Linked DNA regions of Homo sapiens: region 2 is linked to region 1. Evidence: read pairs that join two places in POLR2A ChIA-PET (ENCODE). Cell type or tissue: PC-9. All regions are shown on one strand. Links, peaks and the distances in the headings refer to the core of each region. The heading gives the core; the rest is flanking DNA. Region 1 holds the start of SCN1A (sodium voltage-gated channel alpha subunit 1). Region 2 overlaps SCN9A (sodium voltage-gated channel alpha subunit 9).

Region 1 (8,346 bases), core at 223-8,222:
GTGTAATGTGTGCCCACAAGCACATTGGTTCTAAAGATACTTCAAAAATACTTCAGAATCAAATCTGTAAGAAAAAAAAATTCAATTATTTATGTTCATTATATTACAAGTGATTTAAAAACTGGTTATCTGTGCATCAAAAAATGCAAGCCTATAGCAGCTCTGATTCAGTGAATTCCAGTTGCGGGGAGGGGAGGAGCCCTCAGATATTTTTATATCATATTTGAAAAAAATGGCTGATTATTATTTTTTTAATTTATGGAATGTATGGACTTTACCAGAGTTTCAAAAGTCCACTTTAGTACCTATAAGATATTTTGAAATCAGTTGGCCAATTCTTGCCATCAAAAAATTGTAACTTTAAACTTGCAGAAAAACTAGTTGGCTCTAGTCCTAAAAGAGAGTTCTTAATTGCAGTTTCTGCATTTATTTGTCTAATAGCAAATAAATTTCACATTCATTTCTGACTCCCTTTCAAAAGGGCAGGTTAATCTCAAAAGGAAATATATGAGTTTATCATTTTCGGCTAGGATATGGTTTCTATTTCTAAAATAGTGGCACAGTGTTGGTGAATGCTTTGTGAGAGCAAGGAATTGGTAGTAGATTTTTGCAGAATGCTGCATTTACCAAAAGAAAAAAAAAAACCACTAGGAAATTGACATCTACAAAAGCAAAGTACTTAAGTAGTAAATTACATTTACCAAGGATCACATCAGTAGTGTGCTTTATCTGATTATTCCAATCAAAAGGGGGCAAAGTCAGGATTTGTAGTGATACAGTGGTCCTGTAGATCTAAAATCTTAAGGTCTGAGTTTAAATCCAAACTCTAGCATTTGCTATCTGTGTTGGGATCACTCCCCGACTTCATCAGAAGACCTGCTAACATCTAGACTTGTCTGTTGTCACCACCATCTCCTTTGGGATACCACCTCAAGGTACTCAAGTTCGCCTCCAGCCTCCAATTCCTTTCCTGCGGTGGGAAGAGAGGGGAGACCCAGCTTCATGTTGCTCAGTGACTATAGATTCCCAAACAAATGACAGGGGAATTTAGAAACATTTCTGCCTTAAAACTCAAATGTCATTTATAACTCTAAACAAGGGAATCTGGAACTCAAAACATAATGATTTGGTCATCACTTTGGGAAATTTTTGGCTAAAAATTAAGAATGGTTTCCTTCTCCTTGGCAGGCATAAAGTTAATTAATAAATTCTCTTCATAAGGCAGCTGGTTAAAGTTTCAGAACTCCACAACTCCAGGAGATACACATTTGAAAGAATATTTTTGATAACCAATTACCTTTATTTTCTATGCAAGAAAATATTAAAGAATATTCAGATACTAATTACACTAATTCCTCAGCCTTCTGATAATGAGATAGTTCTCTCTTTGAACTCTTTCAAGATCTAATGGCATCGAGAGACTCTCCTTTATGTCGTAAAACTAACAGACAAAATTACCTGGCCCAGCTTTTTCCACCTGAGTGACCTCACGCTCTCTTTAATACCCAAAATCTATTGACAGAGATTATGTCCCATTATAATATTCCCTTTTATGTTTTGGCACTGAGCAGTGCAACTGACAGAGCTATAACAAAGTAACAACCACATTCACAGGACAGAGACGGAGTCTTACAGAGACGGAGTCTTACAAAGACTAAATGACATCTTACGCCTTCATTCTCTTTTCCTTGTTAGGAACTCTCATAAAAAAGCCACAGCCATGCCCCCTCAGCCTGTTTAGCAGGTTCATGCATTACAGATTGAAGTATTGTCACCTAGGAAGTAGGCAGCTAATTTTTTCCAGCTTCTGAAACAAGATTACAAAGGGGTTCCTGGAATGGCTAACTTTACCAACGGGGGCAGAGGAAGATTAGTTTTTCATTTTTTGAAGTTGGAAACGTAACAGTGAGAAAGAGACAAAATTATCTCTCAATAAATTAATCTACAAAAAAATAAATAAAATGCAAAGCTGGTTCCACAGGGAGTTTACATTCTGGGAGCCAAATAAGATACATATATAAAACTCTTAGAACAAGGTCAAATGGGATAAGTGTAGTAGTGACATAGGGTAGCACAGAGTTTTGTTTTAATATCTTCTGCTAACTTTAAAAAATAAATATGTGATTTTAAGTGCATATTACACTAATTTAATAAAAATCTCATATTTTGCCTTTATGCTCAGTCTGAAACATGGAAGATTTAAAGTTACTAATACTGTAAAACTGCTTCAGCTCTGACGAATGAAGTATCTGTGTACAGAATGATGAGTTGTTAGTTAATAGTACTCTTTGGGCCATGCTTGGGATATTGGCCTTTTCTAGGAGTCTGTATGAGAATAGTCATTTATCTCCTTATGCTCAATGCTTTCAACTTGTCAAATGACCATGTTTCATAAGATACAACATAAAATTGTTCTATAATTAACAAAAGAAAAAAGAATTCTATCTGCTGAGAAAATAGAAAAGACGTTGGAGAAGAGAGAATATTTGACCCAGACATTTAAAATATCCGCCGAATTTGCTATGTGTAGATGGATGAAAGGTCTGCCAAGAGAAGTGAAGGTTGTGAACAAAGACATGGAGGCGGAAGAAAGGTAGTGTGCACACTGAATGCGTTGTGCCTTTCCATATGACTGACATGTCAATGTAAACTCCACAAAGGGAGGGTTTTGATCTGGTTTGTTTGCCGATGTTACTTAAGTATCTGGAAAAGTGCCTGGCATATATCAGGTGCATGAAGAAGTGAATAAATGAAGTGTCAGATGCCCAGAATATGAATAATACTTGATAGATGCAGTACTGGCAACTTTCTTGAAGCTAATGAAGTGGTTAGGACTCCATAGTTCAACAGAAACCAAGTTCACTTAAGCAAACATGGAGTTTGAGTTTATCATGGGACTCAACATCAAGAAAGTGTTTGGATCTTGAGTAGACTGGAGATGGAAACAGTCTGTCTCTGTCTTTTGTCACTTCTTCCTCCACATCTGTGTGGCTGGCTGCTATTTCAGTATCCTGGTCCACCTGGTCCTGAGTCCCCATGGTGAGGGAAAGCTGACTCCATAGCTGCCAGAATCACATGTAGTGGCTCTCTTTGACCAGGTCAGCTGCGTAGATACCCTCTCTTGCTCCAGTCCTCTGTAGCAAGAGGGTAGGTTTACCACTAAGGATCAGGGGAGAAGAACTATTGGGGGAATTGTTAAGAGCAGACACTCAGAAAAATTGGCACCTATAATATGCAATTAGAATTCATTAAAACATGTGGCCAGGTATGTTCTTATTTTGTGTTTTTACATATCTAATCTCTAAGTACTATTCATATGGAATGTATTATTCTAAAAAAATTGCCTGTTAGTTCATGCAGTTCCCACTCTCTTTTCATCTCTAACATCTTGGCAATCGTTTACCAGTTGTTGATCACCTGTCTCCTCATCTTCTTTCAACTTTGCCCTGACTCTACCAGATACTGGGCAACATCATTTCCCAGACATTGAGTAACTTCAAATGAATGTGTTCATGCTACTCCAACTGGCTTTTGGGAAAGCACTGGATAGAGTTTTTGAGCTGGAACAGGAAATTATCTTACTTAATTTCTTTCTTTTATAGATAAAAAGATGGATCCACAAGATGGACCCATTGGTCCATAATTAAGGGCTAGTAAATGTTTTGTAAACATAGAAATCAAAATTACTTTTCTGTGATTCTAGAACAGGAAAAAATGGTGAACTTTTAGGTATGTTGCAAAGAACAGTGGATTATTCTTTGGGCTCTTGGGACCAACAGCCTTAGTTTTATTGCTTTGCAAGCTATGTGGTCTTGAATAAACCTCAGTAAGGCTCAGAAAGCTTCAGTGTTCTCAAGTATAAATAGGAATAATTATAATATAATAACATTAATAGTATTTATCTCACCATCCTGTAATAAGGAAGAGAAGGATTAAATATTGAAGGTTATATTGATAAATGATAAAACACATGCAATGATTGTAATAAGTGTGTTAGATGGCAAAAGAAAAATAATGAGGATGAAATATTTACTTCCAATGACTAATCTACACATAATCGTGATTTTATGTATGACTGAATGTTTAAGGCTGATTCCATTTTAGAATACAATATATAACATAAAAAGCTCTACTCTCAGTTCCAAGAGTTATAATTAGTTTGGCATGGATTTTTATTGTCTTAGAAAAAACTGATATTCATGGTTTTTATAATTCTATCTTTGGGTAATAGGCAATTGGACTCTCTTTCTATATATATTTGCTTATTAAAATGTGTTATTATAATTAAGCTTTAGGCTGTGTCCACAAGATGGGAAAACATTGGAGTAAAATATAGTAAAACCATAGAAATTGAGAGTGGGTTGAAAGTCTTGTTTAATCTGTAATTACAGATGAAGATAGTAAGAATGTAAATGTCCATAGAAGACTTCAGTGGCTTTGTTAAAGGCATGTGTTCATCAGTGTTGAAGTAAAACTCACATTTTGTGACTCTGAGCTGTTCACTATAATATGAAACCTAATCCTAAAACACAATATTAAAACAGAAAAATGTGAAGCCATAGATCTGTAATAAAGGGCCACCTGATTGTTTCCTGGTGGAATAAAAAGACAGTTTTATTTATAAGATATATCATTTTTATAGATAACAATGATTCATATTAGGAATAAAGTAACAGTTTCAAACTAAAATAATGCTAAAGTTTTTCAAGTACTACTTGAAAATAGCTATATTTACTTTCAAACCTTTTCCTCTTTGAGTCATTAGGTTCATGATATTATATAGCAATAGGGAATGAAAGAGAAGCAAGGAGAAGCAATACTGGGAGATTACAGAGAAGAAAGGAAAAAAGGCTGAGAGAAAAGAGGTTGAGGAAGAAATCATAAATCTGGATTGTGAGAAAGTGTTTAATATTTAGCCACTAGATGGCGATGTAATGTAAGGTGCTGTCTTGACTTTTTTTTTTTTTTTTTGAAACAAGCTATTTGCTGATTTGTATTAGGTACCATAGAGTGAGGCGAGGATGAAGCCGAGAGGATACTGCAGAGGTCTCTGGTGCATGTGTGTATGTGTGCGTTTGTGTGTGTTTGTGTGTCTGTGTGTTCTGCCCCAGTGAGACTGCAGCCCTTGTAAATACTTTGACACCTTTTGCAAGAAGGAATCTGAACAATTGCAACTGAAGGCACATTGTTATCATCTCGTCTTTGGGTGATGCTGTTCCTCACTGCAGATGGATAATTTTCCTTTTAATCAGGTAAGCCATCTAATTGTTTCATCTTGATTTTAAGTTTATTCATTCCAGTTATTCCTTTGGAAAAAGAGTCCATGGAAATTCAGTTTGGGCAGAGCAGGAAGTCCATTTTTGTATGTGTATTCAGACCAACTGTCCCCCTCCTCCCTCTCCTCCTCTTCTCCTCCCCTCCCCTCCCCCCTCCTCTCTCAACCTTCCATGAACTGAAATCAGGTTTGTTTTGCAGTTCAGCATTTTGATAGAAGATGGGATTCTTTGGCCTGAAATAGCTTGGCATCTGGCCAGTTCTTGCCTTTGCTTGCCTTCATCCTATTCAAGGTCCCTTTTGATCCTGTTGAAGCCCCCTCCTTCACTGGTGCTTTGGAAGTGGACTAGCTGGCTGGGAATAGAGGTCATATTGTTCTTAAGGACGGAGCAAAAATTAGATCTCAGTTTTAACTCCACAGGAAGAAAGAAGGCAGCGGGGCTGCTGCTGGAGCCTAGCATTGCAGGGGTATTCAGCTTCCTGAGGCTGAGGCTGGGCTTTTGAGAAGAAATGCCTCATGCCTTGAACAAGGAAGGGGCAATGATTTCCGCCCCCCACCTCTGCCAACTCCTATTGAGCCACACTAAAAAAGAGCTTGAGCAGAGTGGTAAAGAGTCCCCTTTTCTATCCAATGCCAAATAGGAAACATTGACTTACTTTTACTTAGACAGAGGTCACAACCAGCAATGATACTGCAGATACTGCTCAGTTCCTAGTGTGAACCGTCTTGCTTTTCAGAACAGCATAAGAATTATTTCTGAGTGGAGGTGAGGCTTGTCCAAATGTCTTTGCTATCATGGATTTCCTGACTCCTACCTGTTTGAGGTATGTGTTTAAAGACCCGACCCACTTGCTGCATTTACTTCTCATTTCTTTTTGTTCTCTTTGATTACTCACTGGTGATTGTTAACAAATCGGTCTGGAGTGGTGGGTATGTGCTTTTCACCTGTCCAATGCAACAATTAAGTCAAGGCAGGGTATATTACTGTCAATATGTGCATGTGACTAAATATTTCTGAGTGCAGTAGCAAACTTGCAAATTGCCAATTGCTGTTGCTATCACACCTATAAAATGTGTCTTCTTCTTCTATGGATTTACAGGTTCACGTGGTATTTCTGATGCGCTAGTATAGTAACAGAACATATTTCTCCAAAAAGCACTTTAAATCATCCCAAGAGGATGTTGCCAGACAGAAATAGGAAAATTCCATGCTGAGGTTGGTGATTCCTGCTTTAGTTTCTCCTGCCCAGAGAAGTGGGTAGCTTACCTTTCCTATTTGCTGCAATACCTGGCACGCCAGGGTGATGCAACTGGGAGCTTCTGCACGTTCGCGGGGCATCTGACATTCTTCTTTCCCTCAGCTGTGCATTTCAGGAGAATGACTGTGGTGAAAAACTCTTTTAAAACTCTCTTTTATGATTGTTGCTTTTGTAATTGCAATGAAGCAATTACAAAATCACATCTCTCTTCTAGGAGGAGTTTTGCAATTTAGGCCTTCCTTCACAAAGCTCCTGGAAGAGATTTTTAGCTGGTGTCTATTTTAGGAACATAATGTGTAGACAGGAATGAATGGCCACAGAGATTTACGGGAAACCAATTTCTTGGAGAGGGTGAGGTAACATTATAAACCACTAGAACAGAGCACAAGTGGCTGGTTATATCACATGGACCCAGCAATGGAATTAGTTTTCATTAAACTCACTGTAACTCATTTGTGTGGCTGTTTTTCCTCCTTCCTTCACATTGTTTGTCTGTTTTGTTTCAAATATCTATATAGGAGGCCAGGATACCCAGAGTGTTCATACTGGTAACAATAACACATTGGATTTTGCTGCCAATACTAATAGACTTGGTTTACATGCCCCCTCTTGCTGGGAAATGTGCTGTCTGGAGAGTCATTTATTATGGTAATTTCTCTTTAAGACATGGCAGGAGGGATTGTCCATCTATGGGCTGGGGCAAGGCGGGGCACAATTGGAGGCCTAGTTAATTATACAGTATTCAAGAAGGCACTAAGGAGCTCAGTCAGGATTCTGTTGTACCAACCAGAGATACCAGGGGCAACCAGACCGACTAGATACCCAAAGTAAACTCTATCACCACCAACAGAGGAATCCAGTAAGAAACATTCTAGTTCCTTGTATAGAGGGTACTATCAGGGAATCCAGACAATCAGAGAGGGTAAACACAAGAGCACCTCATCTGGGAATTGCTGACGAAGAAGAGAAAATCTGGGGCTTGCTTGGTGTTACCTCTAGGACGTCACCAACCAGGCATTTCTCAAGGGTTTATGTCGGTGTGAGCCTGACAGTGACACACAAAAGCATCCCTCCAAAATTTAGCCTGGGGACCTTGAAAGGTATTGCTTTCTCCCTGGGCAGTTGGAGAGGCTGAACCTACTATTTTCTCCCTGTACTCGCCAAAGGGCACAAAGCCTACTCTCTTCCAGCTACCTCAGAATGGGGAGGGTGGGAGAAACAGATCCCAGAGAAGGATGGGAGAGAATCAGCAATTGAAGGTCCTGTATAGTCACCCTCAGGGTCAATGGGGCTGTGCTCCGTGAGGTTATCACTTCCTTTTTAAATTCTAATTAGTGAATGAAGCATGTTCCACCGCTCAATTGAGATTGCATTAGTTTAGGGTAGGGTGGGAAGAAATTTATTCTCATTGCACTTGTGATCAGAAAAATAAGTTGTGACAGAATTCCCCAAGCTGCCCCAAAGTTTGCTTTTCCAACTTTTAAATTTTGTCCACATTCCTAGATTTCCATTTATTAATTGTTTTATTTATCAAAAACATATAGCATTTACTCTGTGCCAGCCACTATCCTAAGCAGTACTTTGCAAATATGATCTCATTTAATCCTATGAGGTAGATACTATTGTTAATTTTACAGGTGACAAAACCAAGGCACAGTGAGGTTCAATTAACTTGCTGGGTTATACAGTTAGTAAGTGGCAGAATCCAAGCAGTCCAGCCACACCGTGGCCATGGCGTCTGTGTTCTTGATGTTTGCTCATCATCCATGTGATGGTAGAGCTACAGCTTAGCCAAGAGACTCAGGACTGAAG
Region 2 (8,346 bases), core at 165-8,164, 120 kb before region 1:
GTGTTTGTCATTCTTGTTTGTTTCAAAATTATAGATAATATTTACGAAGCTTGAGTCTGCGTATCTACACTTTGCCTTTATGTTTGCTAAGGTTCCAATCCTTCTTTACCTACTTGTTGCATTTTTTTAAGCTGGCATAAATAGCAAAATTGTTTAAATGTTTGCTTCTAAAGACTTTAAGACACTCTGACTTGACCCACTGTATTCCAGCTGCTTTCTCTGCAAACAGTGTAGCAGTTCTGTGACAGAGCACAGAGAGAGCCCTTGAATATCAATGGCCACTTTACACTCCTAGCTCTTTGCTTCTCTTCTTTTCATTAGAAAGATGCTTCAAGATGATACTATAGGACCTGGCTGAGAAATCTGTAGCCAGTCTAGCCTTCTTACATGGCCAACTGTTGTTGCTTTTATATGATTTCTTTATATTCATATCTTATCATTTAGTCACGTAAGTTTTCATGTTATTGGATAGAAAGTGCCCTAGGTAGAAGATTCTGAGAAAAAGAAGAGGTCTCCGTGAAATCACTGGTTTTATTCTGAATTTCTCTGGTGGTGGCTGAGATTTGACCTCATTATTTCACCAACAGAATACTATATATCATGTTGACCTTGTGATGGAACTGTGTGTTTCACGCTGAATAAGTAGCTATTCCTCCCAGAGCCTACACAATATTTCTCTGCTAGCAATAGACAAAGAAAAATAGGAAAGGAAAAAAAATTGGTTTTCTTGCCCTTTTTTTAAAAAAAGAGCTAAAGTTTTAGTTGCCCATAATTAGAATGTGAGCCCAGAATTTATTGCAACTAGTTAATAAACTGACAATTTTCTGCTAAATTAGTGGAAGTAACATTAAAACTTAGACAACAGAAGAAAATACAGTTGAGTTTTCCACTGATCAATAATATCTGGAGTATTTTTTAATTATTTCCATTTTTTTCCTGAAATTCCTGAGCTTCAGTGATTTTTTAACTTGAGGCATTACCTTTTAAAAAGAATCTTGAGAAATTTCATATCAAAAAAAAAAGATTGTAGAGACCTCAAGGGGCCCAGAAATCTAAATCATGTTAAGAAATGTGATTACACTCAAGATGAAAAGCACTAATAGTAATATCAATAATATTAATGACCTCCAATTTTAAAAACTCTATAAGAGGATAATGTTCACATTTCTCCAGAAGGAAAAAAATAAAGGCCCTGAATGATTGCAAGAGAGAAGAAAGGTTATTTTTGTTCTACACCAGAAGAGAGTATTTAAACATCTAGTTGTCCTGTAACATAATGGGAAACTTGGAAAATATTGGACTCTTATGCCACATAGTAACTATGTGTGGATTTCTTCTCAAAGGATCCTTTGATCCTTTAATTGAAATTTACTATTTTACTCCTTAATGATTCAAGAACACAATTATAGATATTGACCGTAAAACTACACAATTAAATTAAAAGATGGATAATAGTAACTTGAAACTAATTTTAAAATGTCTTTCTTGCTTATTAACAGATAATGGAGCTTAGTTTACCACTGTCTGCCATAATTTTTCTTCTCTTTTATACCCATCTCCTCCTTTTGATTTGCTTCTCTCAACTTTCTTACTGTCTTTTGTGAGTATTTTAAGGCTCAGGTGAAATAACCATTCTAGGCTCTGCTCCTTAAAGAATATCTTTTTTTTTGTTGTGTGAAGCAAACAGTTTATAGTATGTACTTGAAATGTAACATTTTTCAGTTCTTTTCAGCATCAATCATTCTCTTTGAGTAAGGTTTTTGTTGAGTTCTGTGTTTTGTACAGTGCTGCTGTGTTTGATAGTTTCTTCTTTTGAGCGTTAGATTATCAAGTCATTAGACACTCCTACCTCACACCTCTTGGAACAATAAATAACTAGCATTAACCATCATCCATGATAGCATGAAATAGGCTTACATCGTTAATGTTTATCTTAGGAAATGCCAGTGATAAATTTGTAAGTGAACAACTTAGGACATGTTCTAATATGATACATATATTTAACACAATTTCTACTCAAGCAGTATAGTAGAAAACACAGCTTCAAGGCAATCAAAGGGAAAACCATGAAGAATAATAAAGCTTTTAATTTGGACATATTTTCAGTAATTGAAAAGGAGCATCTTAAATAGCTACATAAGTTTACAATCAAGATAAGGATTGTTTCACAGCTATAGTGTTGTATGGATGCACACTGAAAAATATGGAAAGATATGTCTCTCTCTCTCTCTCTCTCTCTCTCCTCTCTCTCTTTTTCTCTCTCTCGATTACCTCAAGGGGGTTGAATCAAGGAGATAGTGGAGGGAACTTTTATTTTGCACTGTAAATACTATTATACATTTAAAATGTTTGAGTCAACTATATCACTTTCATATTTTTAAAACACTTTTAGAAGGCACAGTCAATATCATATTATTCAATAAAAAGGCAGGAATGCTAATTATGGTACACTTCTGATTCCTAATACTAGTGAGTCCACCTTCTTGATCCTATGCTTATATTTATATTTACTTTATTTATAACTAGACTGCCAATGATGAAAAAAATTGATACTTCCCTTTTATTAGAAATCAAATCCATGTGAAAATTACAGAAGGTCCTATTTATAATAGCAAAAGAAATTTCTTTCATACTAAAGCATTTATTTCACTTCTCTAATATAGTCATTCTTTCATTTCCAAAATTACATGGAAAACTAAACAACAGATGATTGAGTTTAAAGAAATGAAGATAATATAGAAATTAATCATATAAAATAATACAAATAATTGATATGATCTTCCTTGTATAGTAAAAAACATATATTCAAAGTACTTAAATATGGTGATGCCTACTGTGAGAATTCAATATATTTCACCGCAGGAAAAAAAAACTTTATTATATATATCAGCCTTTCTATATAAAGGTATTCTCTTAGAAATCTGCTAAAGAAGCTTATACTGTAGCAAGTATAGATTTCAAAGGCTGAATTGACTAGAACTGTCTATATTGCTAAAGCATGCTTATAAACATTTAATTTTATATACAGTATGGAAATAGTTACTGTTTGAATACTTAATGCATTCCCAAGAAAACATTGAATGTCTAAGAATCTATTAGCCATAATAATTTGTCTGTAAATACAAATTAATTAATAATAGTTCATGTTAAATATTTTGATAATTTCTGTCCCATTGAACAATAATATTGAATAACTTTATGATGTAAAATTCTGTGCCAAGCTGAATTCAATTGACCATTAAAAAAACATAAAACCTGCATATGAAAAAAAGTTTCAACAACAAGATACACTATATAAAATCACGTGAATTTTTACTTGCTCATAATCTAATTTGGCATAAATCTTTGTTAATGCTCTCTTAAACAGTGAGAAAACCAATTATTGATGTTTGAAGATGCTTTCATGAATTTAGCTAAAGTCAGAATTCTGCAAATAAGAATCATTTTATTTAAAAGTTGTTACCAGCTCAGAGAAAAACCATTATAACTATTTCCTATTGTTAATATTGTGTCTAATAGCAGGGGGGTGCTTTGTATTCTTTCTATCAGCAATTCCTCTCACTGCTTTACCTCAAAACCCAGGCCAATAATTCTTTTTTCAGAAATGAAGGGCCTGGTCTTAACTTCACAGAATAATAGGGCCTTGTCTTTCACTTCTCTGGTGATAGTTCACGTGCAGCCGAGAGGTCAGGAATTGAAGCCATTAAAACTGTAGTCTTCTAAATATGGTACTTTGGATTTTGTGGCAATTGGCACAAAATACATATTAGTAATTATAAGTTTATCCAACATCGTTTCCTGGATTAATCTGTATTTTAAAACTTATATATTTTAAAACTCATTCTATAGTTTATACTTTAAAGCCTATTCTATAGTTTTATAGAATATTCAGTTATAATTAATTTCTATTATCTTATTTTAAATTAAACTAATTTAGATGAATTCAATCAGTTTAAATAACATGTTTTTGAGTGAAATTTTGTACTGATACTTTCATAACTGAAACTGTTATCAAACTCCTGGACCTGGTGGGAATAATGCCTCTAGGCCAACATAGATTGGAGGAGTTCTCTTAATAGGTTGTTCATAATTATTTACTCCAGTTATAAGAAAGACATTGTCTGCTTACATCATTCCTTATGTACAATACTTTATCCATGCCATTTTTATGATGTTGTATACTAGGTGATAATAATAGCATTGAGAATTTAATGTGGTACCCATCAAGAATACTTCTAGCTTCCAAGTCAATCTCTAAAAGTCAAACCTTTAGATTGGGCTATCATATTAATACAAATTCATAGATTGAGAATCAATTTATCTGAAATAAGTATTTTATTATTTTTAGCACTTGCACTTGCTTGAACTACTCTAAAAAAGATAAAGTTGTAACTTAATAAGAGAATTGTGTTGTAGTAACTAGTAGCTTTCAATATTCACATGTCATTTAGCAAATGAGAATGAAAAATTAACTCTTCCATTGATATGCTGCTTTACTCCTTTATAAAACAATATTTGGGAAATTTGACAGAGTTTTGCTACAGTTGCTGTATGTATTTTTTGTAAAGATTTCTTCGTGTGTGTGTGTGTATGTGTAAACATCATGGTTACTCATAAAGCTCTGGGTGAGAAAAACCTATTTGCGTTATGATCACTTATATGATCATAATGACAATGAATTCATTATTCCATGTGTAAGTCTGCCATGTTTAATTTTCTTCGATCTTTGTTTCAGAGTTTGCATGTGGTGCTTACTTTAGTAGCCACTTTCTTGACATTATAAATAATACTGTTTGATCTTTTCTACTATATACTAAAATGTTATATACAAAATGGGTGGTGTTGGTATGGTCATTGGCATTTTGATTTCAAAACCGTATTTGATTTTGTGGTCTTGATCAAAGAACTTCTATCTATATCATCCTGCTACATATATTTAAATTCAAGAGATAATAAAAAATACATTTGGACTTTATCTTGCACTTATCTTTTTAAAAAATTTTAACTATCAATAAGTTTTTTGCCAACTATTTGATCTGAGCTTTCAATGATCAGGCATTAGTAATTTGACACTTGTATTATATTGCAAATAGGGTATAGGTTGTCCTCAAATAATGATTGTCAGTGTCCATAAATTTATATTAAAAATTTAAAAAATAAGATGTGGTCAATACTTTCCAAAAGTGATAGTTAACATCAATATATTACCTTATCTAATTTTGGCCACGTACTTGTTAGTATAATAAACATAATAAAGTTTATTATTTTACAGGATGGTGTAGATAGAAAGATCAAGTATAGATACATTTAAGGTTACTTGACCTCAATATGTGTTTATACATTTTTTATGGCCATCATACTATTAATCTTTTTTCATAATACTTTGCATGAGTCTGATTATTAAATAAGGCTTAAATATCATATTTGAATGAACTCTAAATGAACTACCTGGTGGGGTGGTGAATTCCTTTCTAGAGATTAAACCGGTCAAGCTCCTCAGAGTGCAGCACAGTTGATAACCCTTTGCCTGGAGAAGGAGAAGAAGCAGAGGCTGAACCTATGAATTCCGATGAGCCAGAGGCCTGTTTCACAGATGGTAAGACAAAAATTGAGACCTTGGTTAGCATTCCTTAATTAGTGTTCTGGGGTTTGTCTTAACGCCTAATACTTACCAGAGGTTGTCGGTAAGTCAGAAGACTCCATTCCATGCTGATTCAGCTATAGCTGTATGATGATTAAGGGCAAGTCACTAGAGCTCTCTAAGCTTGAGTTTCCACATCTATGGCACTTGACTAACAGTAATTTCCTATCACTGTATGTTAGACTGTAAGCATGCTACTACTTCTTATTTTAGAGCCTTAATTCGTATTCCCAGATCAATGGAACCACCAGAATACAAGTTAATGAAAGAGTCTGTACTCTGGTCCTTTTAATCAAAAATGGAATCTACTCACTAACTCTCAGAAAACTGTTTGATACTGTTGACTACAGTCTCTCTCAAAATTCTTCCTTTCCTTAGTTTCAGAGGCCATAGTCTACCTTTGGTCTTTTATTTGTCTTAGAGTTCTGAGTTCCTCTCTCTATTTCTTTAATGAGTATTTTTTCTGCACATCCTGTAAATAATGATTTCTCCCCACATGTTCAATCTTCAGTTATCTTTTCTTATTCTGAAGCTCTGAGGTGTTTCATGCATGCCTGTGGCTTGAAAAGCCATTTCTGTGCTATTGACTCTTAACATCAATGTCTTTACCTCTAACCTCACTCTTGAGTCCCAGATCTGCTTACAATTCCCCATTGGTCATCACCATCTGTTGTTTGTAAAACATTCCAAGTTTAATAAGTTTTTTTTTTTTTGAAAAGCAAAAACAAAAACAAAACTTTAGTATGGTTTACAGCTTCCTCCAGTCTTTATTAGTAACTTCATGATCTACCTTACCCTCAAGCTAAAGACTTTGAGAGACCCTTAAAGTTTTCCTTGCTAGTCACAAGTTCATCAGGAACTCTGGAGATAGGGCCCAAGCCCTTAAGAGGATTTGCATGCACACTAAAATGTGAGAATCCTTGGCCTCTAGGGTAAAGTCTGAAGTCCTTAACTTGACATGTAAAGTTCTTTACATTTGGCCTTAGTCTCTTGTTTTGTAACAGTACCTCCTTCTACTCCTGTATGCTTTCTGATATGCTGAATTTCTTACTACTTCTGGAATTTGTCAGGGATAATGCAGTATTGTCTGAACAAGTATTGTATCATCTAGGTAAAAATACAAGCCCAGAGTAGGGCTGCAATGTAATACAGTAATACAAAGTTCAAACTTTGGAGCCTGATAAACATATGTTCTAATTTGCCGACTTATCTGCCTGTGAGAACTTGTGCACAATTTAAAATCTTGTTCTTCAGATATCTCATCTGTAAAATGGGGATATCAGCATCCACATCACAGCGATGCTAAGAGGATCAAATAAGATAATGATTATAAACTTACTAGCACAGTGCCTATCTTCCTTCTTCTACTTTTCTTATTCTTCAAGGATTCTGTTAACAATCTTATACAGAAGTTATGATAGCACAGATGCTAATGACTTATCTAGTCATGGGCTTACCCTCAGCATTAGTATTTTTTGAAAAATCATCGACTTGCTTTCAGTGTCCAAGATTTTCTCAACTGGTTTCTTATAACATTCATGGGTTAAGCAAAATGATTGGAAAATAAAGACATCAGCAAACTACAAAGAGTGCATGGATTTTCTTTAAATACACACCAAATATCATTTTATGTAAGAAGCAAAGGTGTACGACATCCAGTCAATATAAATTTTGTGCTTGCTGAAATTAGTGCTATAAGCAAATGCACAGTTTCCTTTAAAAGTGTCCATGTTACAGAGATTTAAGAATTTCATCAACATGTATGGCCTGCTCCTCAAGAAATTTATTAGCAGTATATAGACTTAAATTTGTATTGATGCTACCAAGATTTTCCCTATTCATTTTATGAATGATCATGACTTAAAATTCTAGGATAACTAGAAAGAAGTTGGGCTTATCAATCAACTTAAAGTTTCAAACCAAAAAATGACTTCAAAAAACTTAAACTCTTACAGAAAGTATTAATACTATGCTATTTCAGACTGTAGGTGCTGTTATAATAAGATATAATACAAAGTTTTTTTAATCCTATAAACATCAATGAAAATACTTTTGTGAATACTCTGAGATTATTCATTGCTTCCAAACTGAGGCCAGTATAGAAGAAATATTATGGAAACACATTTTCCAATGAACCTGGGCTTGGACCATTGAAATTTACTGAGGGAGCATATATCTCTGAGTCACATCCCTTTTATGTGCTCCAGCAGAGACTTCATACAGTCTCTGGATCTGTAGCCTAATAAATTCAGTGAAGCAGCCAATTTGCTTAGCCTTTCAACCGTGTATTCACATAATCATTCTTTATTCCAGTAAACAAATAATTATTAAATACCTGTGTGCCAGGTCCAGTTCCAGGCACTGGAGGGAGATGGAGCTGTGAACAAAACAATACCCCTTGCTGAAGAAACATATCAAGATGTAGCAGGTCAGATAAGTGAAAAGTGCTATGGAGAAGGTATATGGAAAAGAGGAATACCAAGAGTGAGGGGGAAGAACTTACTAGCACATAAATATGCTATCAATGAATGATTGGTCAGAGAAAGCCTGCCTATAAAGGTGGCGTTTCTTCCGTGATGTAAAGAAAATTGAAGGGGGCCGTGCAAATATATGGAGGGAAAGTATTTTAGGCAGAGTAATGAAGGCACATGCCCCAAGGTGAGGATATGCATAACATTTGGGAAAAACCAAGAGGCCAAAATAGA

What was found. ChIA-PET counts read pairs that join two places held together with the same protein. Peaks named below come from ENCODE experiments on the same cell type or tissue, not always from the same donor. Only the 100,000 strongest peaks of a DNase experiment are listed, where the experiment ranks them.
Region 2: POLR2A ChIA-PET joins it to region 1 with 13 read pairs; 2 of 35 experiments call an interaction of 5 or more read pairs at or near these places.

Annotation. Positions count from the first base shown.
Region 1 is chr2:166,124,677-166,133,022 of GRCh38, reverse strand. It overlaps SCN1A (sodium voltage-gated channel alpha subunit 1), which reads left to right and starts at 5,003. Exons shown (of 29, transcript NM_001165963.4): 1 at 5,003-5,252; 2 at 6,013-6,099. All of the region lies in intron 2 of SCN1A-AS1 (SCN1A and SCN9A antisense RNA 1), which reads right to left. In PC-9, for the core only: CTCF peaks have their summits at 4,708 and 4,912 (motif pointing right); no DNase peak of the experiment used is centred there.
Region 2 is chr2:166,249,015-166,257,360 of GRCh38, reverse strand. SCN9A (sodium voltage-gated channel alpha subunit 9) reads left to right here. Exons shown (of 27, transcript NM_001365536.1): 18 at 5,476-5,596. It overlaps SCN1A-AS1 (SCN1A and SCN9A antisense RNA 1), which reads right to left. Exons shown (of 12, transcript NR_110260.1): 6 at 7,977-8,018; 7 at 5,449-5,582. Among named protein-coding and RNA genes, the nearest start is that of SCN9A, 120 kb to the left of the region's middle. In PC-9, for the core only: no CTCF peak of the experiment used is centred there; no DNase peak of the experiment used is centred there.